4 separate regions of the Homo sapiens genome follow, and regions 2, 3 and 4 are each linked to region 1. Evidence: chromatin loops called from intact Hi-C (ENCODE). Cell type or tissue: heart left ventricle. All regions are shown on one strand. Region 1 overlaps FGF9 (fibroblast growth factor 9). Region 2 has its middle 15 kb from the start of LINC00540. Region 3 has its middle 210 kb from the start of LINC00540. Region 4 has its middle 66 kb from the start of FGF9.

Region 1 (2,500 bases):
CAGCAGGAGCTGCAGAGGTGACAACTTAGGTGGGACCTTGAAGGAGCCTTTTTTTTTTTTTTTCCCCCTCGGATTGGTGGTGTGGAGATAAGATTGAACAAGGAGAAAAGGAACTCGCAATTGTATCTCTGTGCAGTAGGCTGGGGGAGCGAGATGTCTTGTTTCATCTGTATATCTATATGCCTATATATAGAGCTCACTTTTAAAGCACTCCAGCCTTGCTAGATGGATAGAAATGTGAGCAGAAAATCATTTGGGGAAATAGTAATGTAAAATAATAAAAACATGAACGCTGGGCCTGATCTGCTATTTAACTTGTTTAGGAAACCTAAGTCTGTTCCCTTTTTGGCTGGGGTTAGGTAGCTCTGAAAGGCCGGTCTTCATCAGGACCTCAGATGAGCACCCAAACTGGGGCTTCCATTCAAATTGGGTCAGGTGAAGGTTTTACTAGAGGGGAGAAATATGATAGTATGATTTTTTTAAACAGGTGTTTAAAACTTATTTCCAGGGTTTTGAACTTTAATTCTGTTCTATGTATCTGACTCTTCAATGTCTCAGGAAAACACTGGGTGTTTAAGGAGATGGTTTTAGGATTGCTTCAGGTTCTGGAAAAATTAGTGGAGTTATAACTCCCATTCAGTTAGTCATTTCCTATATAAACTCTATGAGATGTGCTCAGGTTGCTACAGATCCGAACTTACCCCGGTGCAGGATCTGAGATGGTTGATCTGGCAGCCCTGGTTCGAGCTTCTCTGGGTGAGCAGGAAGCTCTGCAGGGAAGAGGCTTAATCATTAATTTTCTGCAGCCTCATGCCCTGCCCCTCTCGACAGTCTGCCTACATTTGTGTGGTCTGAAGAGTGCGGTTCTGTAATGCGTTGGGGGCTCTTAAGCCAGAGAACCATGTCATGAGGGCCAGAGTGGAGCAGCTCTGACTGCCTTCCTCTCCCACTGCCTTGCCTGGCCTTGGAGGTGAGGCCCAGCACAGATGGGCTCTAGGGGGCGGTGCCAGCTTTGGGATAATGGTCCATGTGAACAGAACTGGGGCAGCCCATCAGCTCTGGGGATAGTCACTAATAGTGAGTCTGGGGCAATGAGGAAGGTCCGGTGTGGTGATTTTCCTGAAATAGTCCAGGCATTGACCTGGTCTCTCATGGACCATGGATGATCTCACACCTCATCAAATCCAATGGGGTCCCAATGAGCATATCCTCATTTGGAACTGTTGACTGCTGTGGAAGAGAACAAAGAAATGACAGCAGTCATCGACCCTGTGCTTCCCATGTCACCCTATCACTACCCATTACTGTGGGCCGTCTGAGCTAAGGATGTCAAGGCTGTGTCTGCCCAAAATGAGCGACAGGCTGCCATGGTACACATGTGTGTGCCACAGTTCTAATTTTAGGCACAAACTCATCATTCCCTCCCTTCCTCCTCCCCTCTTCCTTCCTTCTTTTCTTTGCTCTTTCCTTCTTTCCCTTTCTCTCTCCTTGATCATTAAACATTCAGATGTCTCTGCACAGAAGGCTTCTCCTGGCTGTTATTGATCCAGCCCCCTCTGCTGCCCAGTCATGTGAGCAGATAACATGTGGAGTGGGTTGTACTCAGGGAGTGTAGTTGGAAGCACTTGCCTGGCACCAGCTCCACCCCAGAGAGAGCTGAATGGACCTGGTTGAGGTTATAGAATTTATTGTGGACAAGAGGGTACCAGGAATGATGAGGTTTCTGGTCTGGTTGGGGTGGGATCCTGTTGCGGGGTTGCTAGATCTTCCTGACCTTACAACAGTGGAATTCTTTGCATGGGGGAGAATGACTGTGACTCCTACGTTCAGTTGGTCTGCTTGTCCTTGCATCACTGAGGTGACCACATAAAAAGCTGGGCTGTTATTTTGACGTCTCTATTTTTAAGGAACTGCGGAGAAATGGGTGGTGGTTTGAGGTGATGAAATCTTTTCCACCTGGGGTCTGTAGGTAGTTCCTTCTCGCTTGGATAGCTTTTTGGAGACTTATCTCAGGTATTTATTTTCTTGGGAAGCCTCTGACTTGCCTTCAGAAACCCAGATGAGCTGCCCATCTTTGGACTGCCCATACCCTGAACAGCTCCCTCTCAACTGCATTTGCCACACTGTTGTTATATTTATCTGTTTACGTGTTCTTCTTCCCAACAGATGGTGAGCAAAAATTTGAGGGTAATAGGACCTAGGCTATATCCGGTTCATCTTTATATACTCAATAAATGGTATGGTGCTTGGCTTATAATAAACCCTCAATAATAGCTTCTTGAATGAAAAAGTGAACGAATATGAATTACAGCTGTCTTGTCAATGCCAGAAAAAGAAACGAGATAGATATCTTGATATCTTCATTTCTAAATTATATAGTAATACTTTCAGAACTCAGCTATATGAAAATGGTACAGAAATCACAGAAACATTAAAAAAGGTAAAACCAAATGTAAGATGTGCATAATAGTTAAGGAAATAGGTTTTGGAGTCCAGTTGC
Region 2 (2,500 bases), 520 kb after region 1:
GCTTAGGCACAGGTACTATACTAAGTGTTATCTAGGCTTATGTTATGTAATTTTCCCAATAGACTTGAACCAGGATTCTGTGTTGCAAGTGACAGAAAACCAATCCATACTGGCTTAAACAAAAACAGAAAATGTGCTGGCTCCTATAACAGAATCTAGGTCCAGTGGCAGTTCCAACTTCAGCTGCAGCGCAGATGAAATTGCTGTGACCTGGCTTCTCTCCTGCTCTCGGCCTTGCTTCTCCTGCAGTGGCTCTGTTCCCTTGAGGCAGCTTTTCCAGGGCAAAACCTGACTCACCCCAAGCTTCGTGTCCAGTGAGGAAGAGAAAACATCTTTGTTGTCAGCAGCAACAGAATGCATGAGATTCAACTTGGTCATTTGCTCACTCCTGAGCCTATTGCTTTGAGCAAGGGACCACAGTGAATGGATTGACTTCGACTTGGGGAACTGCAGCTACAGGTAGAAATAAGCATGAACAAGAGGAAAATGTGCAAATAAAAATCAAAGGCAGCTGTCAAAAGAAGGAGCCATCTGGAGGCTTGGAGAGTCAAAATCGTTTGCCTGAGCTAAGACAGTTGGCACATGGCCTTGTTGGCATTTGGAGGAGGAGTGGATGACAGAGCACAAGTCAAGTGGCTGCTCTACAGGGTCATATTTTCTTCCCAATCATGTAGCGCGGGGACGGGGACAACAGAGCCTGGGGGAGGACCAGATCCCAGGACGATGAGCAGCCTTCCTTCCACAGGGTCCCTCTCCTGGTCTCTCCAATTGCAAACCCATGTTTTCAAAAGAAATTCTGTGAGGCACACAGCTGTGAGCATTTGTTTATAATAAGTTGTTTCTTTTAATAATAACTGTATTAAAATATTGGTCCCATGACCGTTTTTCCCCCACCTATTAAGAGGCATTTTCCACACAAGTTCTTACAATTGGCAGTAGGTTAGTCTTTTTAAAATCCTCAACCTTTAACAAATATTTTCACGCTATGTAAGCCAAAGATAAGGAGGAAGGGCAATTTTTTAACAAAGAAAATTAAAATAAACTTTGGCCATGCTTGCTTTGTGCAAATCAAGCCTGTCAATACAGGCTTGTGGGATTTGCTCTGCGATGTCAGGTATGTTGCATATTTTGATGCATTTAGATGTCTTCTGTTTCTCCTTCTAGTTGGCCTTCAACTGTCAAATTATCTTTACCCTATCCAGTATATTATATGCTTAGTTTTTCCATTGCCTCTGGGATAGTTATCGATTTTATGTAACTCTTTTATGCTTTTTGCATTTTTTCTTTAAAACTCTTGCTAGCCACAAATTCAGTTTTCAGTCACAGACTGGTTTGTCATTGACAGTTCCTCATCTTGTATATTACCTACTCTTATTCGTTGGCTGCCAATTAAAAGACTCAGCCCTAATTCTACACAATCAGGTTCTGACACTTGAGGTATTGCTTTTTTGTTTCCACATCATCTTGTCTGTGAAAACTTTCTTGTCCTGATTTGCAATTTTAACTTACTTTATATACTACCACTTTTAGTTCATCTTCTTTAGTGTTAATTACTTGATCAAGAATGATGGATTCTTAACAATATAGAGTGCAAACATCCTGAATCAAATGCTTATAAAGATGAAAATGTAAGTGTAATATTTTGGTTGTATTTGGCAAGAGAATCCTGAAATACTGAACATTCCCCTTGATAATTTACCTCATCAAACCAGGTCCCTGTACAGAGAAAAAAGCAAAATAATTTAACTTTTCATACTAACAGTGCCTTTAGCCCCTAGGTTACAAACTCTAGTAGGCTAGGTGAAATTCCATGGAGAATGATATTCAGCAGTCCTTCCGAATGAACACTAACAGTGCACAGGTGCTAGTCTGCCTACAGTCACCCATGAGCTGGCCTTGTCCCCATCTTTCCAGTCCACTGCCCAGAAAAATGAGAGTAGATCTGCCCATGAGAAAGCCAGAGGAGATCAGTGAGCAAGACGGTTTGATCCAAATCAGAAAAAGGAAATGGCTGCAATTTATCAAGACTCTTCTCGGTTGGTGGCTGGACACGGTAGCTCATGGCCACTCAGGTCAATCACGCCATTGCACTCCAGCCTGGGTTACAAAGTGAGACCCTGTCACTAAAATAAATAAATAAATACATGCATATGTACATACAAAGACTCTTCTCGGTAGGGGGAAGGATTTGGGAAAACAGGATGTTGCTTCCTAGGTCCACCTGACTTAGCCATATCAGAGAAGAGAACACTGTAAAAGGCAAAAGAGGTGGCCAGGTCTCTCCAAAGAGGAGATCCACCACCAGGCCTAAAGTCTCCAGGTTTCTTGGATGAACAGATTCAAGCAAAAGAGAAAAAAATATGAGGACTCATCAGTCTTGCTTCCTTGGATTGGAGGAGTTGCCCAGGCCAGACTATGTACTTCTTCATCCAAACATATGTGCACGTGCGCATACACACCAAGAGAAACAAAAAAGAGAGACTGAGACAGGGACAGAAAA
Region 3 (2,500 bases), 750 kb after region 1:
GAGGCCTGACGACACGAACAATTCCCAAGCTCCCCTTTCTCTGAAGCGAAGGTAGTTACAGCTGCATCCATTATTATCTCATTTAGCCCTTGTCATCTCAAGACCAAGCTCTCCTCCTCTTGACCCTTTTCTCCCTGGTTTCTTTTAGGATCTTGTTCCATCAATAAGGCATCTTTTCTACTATATGGTTAATGTTTTCTCCTGCCTCTTTTTTTTAATCTATTCTTATTTTCAGTCAATGATGCCATTATTTCCAGAGTCACTCAAGTTAGAAATTGGGAGCAATTTTGCCTGTTTTTATCTTTCATGCCCATATGTACTTAATAATAGTAGTAGTAATTATATTCAGTCACAGAGTGACTACAACATGCCAGCCACTGTTCTAAGTGTTCTATATATGTTAATTCATTTAATTCTCAAAATTATTCTATGAGCCAGATATGACTTTTATTACCATTTCACAGATAAAGACATTGAGGCACAAAGAAGCTGAGAAGCTTTCCCAGGAACACCATGCTGATAAGTGGTGAAGCAGAGATGAAGCACCAAATGCTGGTTGTAACTCCTGACCGTAATACGAATTTTACCACTACAGTCCTGTTGCCCAGCTCCAGGCCCTTACAACTCTTATCTCCATTGCAATAGCCCCCCAAATGGCCTCTCTGGCTCTGGGCTTGTGCTCCTCAGAGTCCCACTCTGTAACATTTCCCCCATAGATTGCCTTAGCAAAAAAATCTTAATTTGACTTCACTGCTTAATAACCATGAGTGAATGAAGTAAAAATCAAGACTGTTTTGTTGGAATTCATTCTGAAACTGTTTGTTTTTTAAAGATTTTACATTAATGACTTACCAATTTTGAATGGGGCTGAAGAAGGGAATGAAGTAGTTACATCTCATACTGAGACTAATGGGTTCAAATCCTGATTCTAGCACTCACTAGCTATTGGATATGGGGCAAGTTACTTAACTCCTCTGTGTATCAGTTCCCCATCTTTAACGCGAAGTCATAATAATATTTACATCATAGGGTGGTTGTGAGAAATAAATTAAATTAATTGATATATGTAAACTGTTTTTAAGTGTGCCTGGTATAGAATAAATTGCTATATCAGTGTTAGCTATTATTACCAACATGTGGAAGCTAGGCAAGCTGGTTGGAGAACAGGATTAGAATTCAAAATAGTCTTGATAAACTGTCATACTTTTCATCAGGAGACAATAATAGTGTGCCTGCCAGAATTCATTATAGTACATATCTGTGATGAGCTGCATAACATTGCTTTGTGATGGAGATCTTGCACTTGGGTTCTGAATCATGCTGAAGCTGTCTTTTGGTATTTGAAGTTGCCCTCCTTGATTTGGAAGCCGAAATAAAGGCCATTGCCAAAGTAATTCCATATAGACATGTATCCTCTTCCAAACACGTGTAAAGTTTCTTTTAGACAAGAGTAAGGACTGTAATCCACATGACATAATTTTCAAGATACTATATTAACACCCCAGAAAGCCAAGAAATCAATCTCCCTGCCACTACAGCCCTCTAGGAAACATCTGTTGGACTATTTGCCATGAGAAAGAATAAAAGAAGGCCTGGTCGCCCCGGCTTAGTGGGGGAATCAATCCAGGAGGGTTGATGGAGGTGGCCTGCTGGCTTGGGAATGGTACCTCACTCCGGGTTTTTGAAAGCATAGAAGTATCGTAAAAGATGGTACAGACAATGGTGGTGGTTCATGTTGGCTTGTTCTCCACATCATTCAACTACTGGGAATAGTTATTGTTCAAAACCTGTCTGTTGCTCAAATGCCTATTCCACCTTCTTTGGGCTCTAAAAGAGCCAGTCCCACTGAACATGTGGTTTGTACAAAATTTGTACAAATGTTTAGAGTCCAGTAATTTATATTCTGGTTAAAACTGGCCATATTTGGCAGTCAGATATATGAAGCAATGCTAGATTTTGAAGTGCATGATAAAGAAAGAAAACTAAAGTTGAATTCCACCTGACCTTAGAAATAAGTAAGTACCTTACAAAAAGAGGAGGAGGGTATGGGAACTAAAAGAGACAGCTTGACAGCAGACAGAAAACGATTTAACACCCAGACAGGGTAGAAAATTGAGATCCACAACTATGGCCAAAAGATACAACCCGAACGAACTGCTCCGAAATGAGAGCTAAAGGACACGAGCATTACACAGACTTTTCCCATCACAAGATGTAAGCTAATCTACTTTGCTAAAAACAAACACATTTCACCCTTGAGAGTGTATTAAGAGCTCTGAAAAGAGTCTGAGATTTTATTTGTAAGACACATTTCATCAGATATTCAGCATTTTCACTGTAGAGTTCCTAGCCTCTGGTGTTCTTTACTTTCTGATTCCTGTGAGTTAATGAGAACCACGTTCACTCAAGGAGCAAGTCACAGCCTAACATTTTCCTAACCCTTCTGTTTCCCAACAAGCAAAAAAGCTTTTATGTCATTTTTTTTTCTAAATAAAGGTTT
Region 4 (2,500 bases), 60 kb after region 1:
CAGCGCTCAGTAATGGACCCCTCGTGTTAACAGGAAGCATAAGGTGGGGATGGGCAGGGGGCTTAACAAGGTATTTATCACAGTGATTGTGCCCAGGGGTTTCTCCCGTGATTGCTTCATAAATTTGAGTAATCTTTCCTCCTCTGATTTATGTGGCTCTTCTAGAGGGCATTGTTCGGCAGGCAGTACATTAATGTGGATGCTAAATATAGCTGGAAAGAGCCCAGTCCCGGAGGCTCCAGTGCCCACTGGCAGGCAGGCTTCTGCCAGTCAATAACCTACTTTTGTTCCAGTCTTTCTTGCTAGAATATATCATGCCATAGCGGCTATTTATATCTGGAAACCATTCTGAAAGTTGTTAGAAATCCTTCCTGCGGCAGCGTGCTGCCCTCCCAGGAGCTGCTGAAGTGTAAATATGCAGCGAGGCATTCTTCCCAGCAGCGCCTGGCTGCACTGAGTGACCTTGATGGGCTCCATCCTTCCTTTGAAAACAAAAACACCAACTTGGAATTTTAATTAAAAGGCAGGCAGTGGGCTATCGAGCTTGGTGCGTTGGCTGCACTGCTGTCCATCGCAATGTGGATTTGAGGTCACCATTGTGAAGCCTGTAACACTAACTTATCGGGAAAAACACATCAGCTGAACTTATCTCCAGGTTTGCCAGGAGCCAGAGGCTCAGATGAAGAACTTTTTTTTTTTTCCTTTTGGTGCATGAAACAGGCACAGTCAAGAACACTGGGAATTCTATTAGGGCAGTGCCCGCCACTGAGGGAGTGAAGGGAGCCCCGCAAATAGTACTCTTTCTGGCCTGCACCTATGTGGAATCTATTGGTTTAATGTCACAGAGCAAGTTGCCTGTGTGGTGGTGACATGAAATGGCTCCGTTTGGTTCAGTGATGATCTCGGAACACTAGTGGTTCAGCTTTAGAACTGGCCATAAAATGAACTAAGTCTGGTTAAGTGGGTTGTTTTGCATCGGAAAAGTTATTTAAAGCCTTTTAAAAATAGCGTTATTGGAGCCTGTTATTGGTTTACATTACTTTGCAAGGAGGCACGCACATTGTTTATTGCAAAGATCTCCTGATTTCAAGATTTTAAAAACCCCCTCTAAATAAAGGGATTATCCCTATCTGAGATCTCCAGACACCGACCACCTTGAGTGTCCTGGTGACTTGCACCTGGAGCCTGCACGCTGTGGGGCGGGGGCTTCCCCACTCCAGGTCAGCAGCAATTTCCCAGGGAGCTTTAAAAATGCACATTCCTGGGCCCCGCCAAGGTATTCTTATCTGGTGAGCCTGAATCTGTGTTCTGAGGAGTTTCCAGAGGATTCCAATGACTGATCAGGTTTGGGAACTCCTGGCTGAGAGCTTTTGGAAGCCCAATCTAGTCATGGGATAAAAATGACTGGGATTTTCAGAGAAGAGGAAAAGGAGGAGACGACTCAGATGAGTCCCTGCTCCTTTCTCCTGCTTCTTTTGTGAGGATGTTGGGAACGTCAAGTGACAAAATGGATGGGCAGTGACTGCGGCAGGAACCCACTCTGTCATAATGTTCCTCGCATTACAGCCTTAGTCCTGACAATCTGTGAGCCGCTATTAGGATCCTCATTTTATAAACTAGGAAACCAAAGCATGGAGCTATCCCATTCCATGTCTAAGATGTGTAGCTGTGTGCTGGAAGCCAGTGGACACCTGGGCTCCAGGCACTCCTTCCTGCCTTGCCTCAGTTTCCTCTTGGGCTGTCATGTCCCGGCCATGTCTTTTATTTTATTTTTTTTGAGACGGAGTTTTGCTTTTGTCACCCAGGCTGGAGTGCAGTGGTGCGATCTTGGTTCACTGCAACCTCCACCTCCTGGGTTCAAGTGATTCTTCTGCCTCAGCCTCCTCAGTAGCTGGGATTACAGGCACCTGCCACCGTGCCCAGCTAATGTTTGTATTTTTAGTAGAGATGGGGTTTCACCACGTTGGCCAGGCTGGTCTCAGACTACTGACCTCAGGTGATCCACCCACCTCAGCCTACAGTGTTGGGATTACAGGCATGAGCCACCGCACCCGGCCCCAGCCATGTCTTATTCACCATCTGTAGCTATAGAGCTGACCTTCCCCCATACCTGTATGGCTGATAGTAGGTGAGCAGGAAGCTAGGACCCCCATATTCCAATCCCTCTGCTGTTCACAGCATCAAGCTCCAAATCTAACCCAAGATTTAGCACAGCATTTACCCAAGTCCATGATAATGTGGGCTGGTGTCCTATATTCTCCACAAGGGGTCCCAGAAATAGGAGGAGAAGGGGTGAGGACAGTTGAGTCTCAACTGCAGCTGTCCAGGAGGTGGAAATGATGGGATGGGAGAGGGCTGATGTGTAAGATTTGCTCATTTCCATAGTGTAAATGCTGTCATCATGACTGATGTCAAACTACCCCTGGCTTAACCATGGGCTTCAAAATTTCCTGAAAATTTGAACACTGAAAATTGCATGTGAGCAATGAGAAGTGTGCTT

Evidence for each region. A loop is a pair of places that touch in the nucleus more often than their neighbours do. Peaks named below come from ENCODE experiments on the same cell type or tissue, not always from the same donor. Only the 100,000 strongest peaks of a DNase experiment are listed, where the experiment ranks them.
Region 2: it touches region 1 in a loop (2.3-fold over the local background); 3 of 110 quality-filtered maps call a loop at or near these places.
Region 3: a loop joins it to region 1, with 2.5 times the contacts of the local background. A loop is called at or near these places in 3 of 110 quality-filtered maps.
Region 4: a loop joins it to region 1, with 6 times the contacts of the local background. A loop is called at or near these places in 10 of 110 quality-filtered maps.

What each region holds. Positions count from the first base shown.
Region 1 is chr13:21,675,877-21,678,376 of GRCh38, forward strand. All of the region lies in intron 1 of FGF9 (fibroblast growth factor 9), which reads left to right. Among named protein-coding and RNA genes, the nearest start is that of FGF9, 6.1 kb to the left of the region's middle. In heart left ventricle, a CTCF peak has its summit at 980 (motif pointing right); no DNase peak of the experiment used is centred here; H3K4me3 peaks cover 533 bases; H3K27ac peaks cover 524 bases; H3K27me3 peaks cover 2,297 bases.
Region 2 is chr13:22,194,023-22,196,522 of GRCh38, forward strand. No RefSeq gene overlaps it. Among named protein-coding and RNA genes, the nearest start is that of LINC00540, 15 kb to the right of the region's middle. In heart left ventricle, no CTCF peak of the experiment used is centred here; no DNase peak of the experiment used is centred here.
Region 3 is chr13:22,423,852-22,426,351 of GRCh38, forward strand. No RefSeq gene overlaps it. Among named protein-coding and RNA genes, the nearest start is that of LINC00540, 210 kb to the left of the region's middle. In heart left ventricle, no CTCF peak of the experiment used is centred here; no DNase peak of the experiment used is centred here; H3K27ac peaks cover 745 bases.
Region 4 is chr13:21,735,842-21,738,341 of GRCh38, forward strand. No RefSeq gene overlaps it. Among named protein-coding and RNA genes, the nearest start is that of FGF9, 66 kb to the left of the region's middle. In heart left ventricle, no CTCF peak of the experiment used is centred here; no DNase peak of the experiment used is centred here; H3K4me3 peaks cover 498 bases; H3K27ac peaks cover 1,297 bases.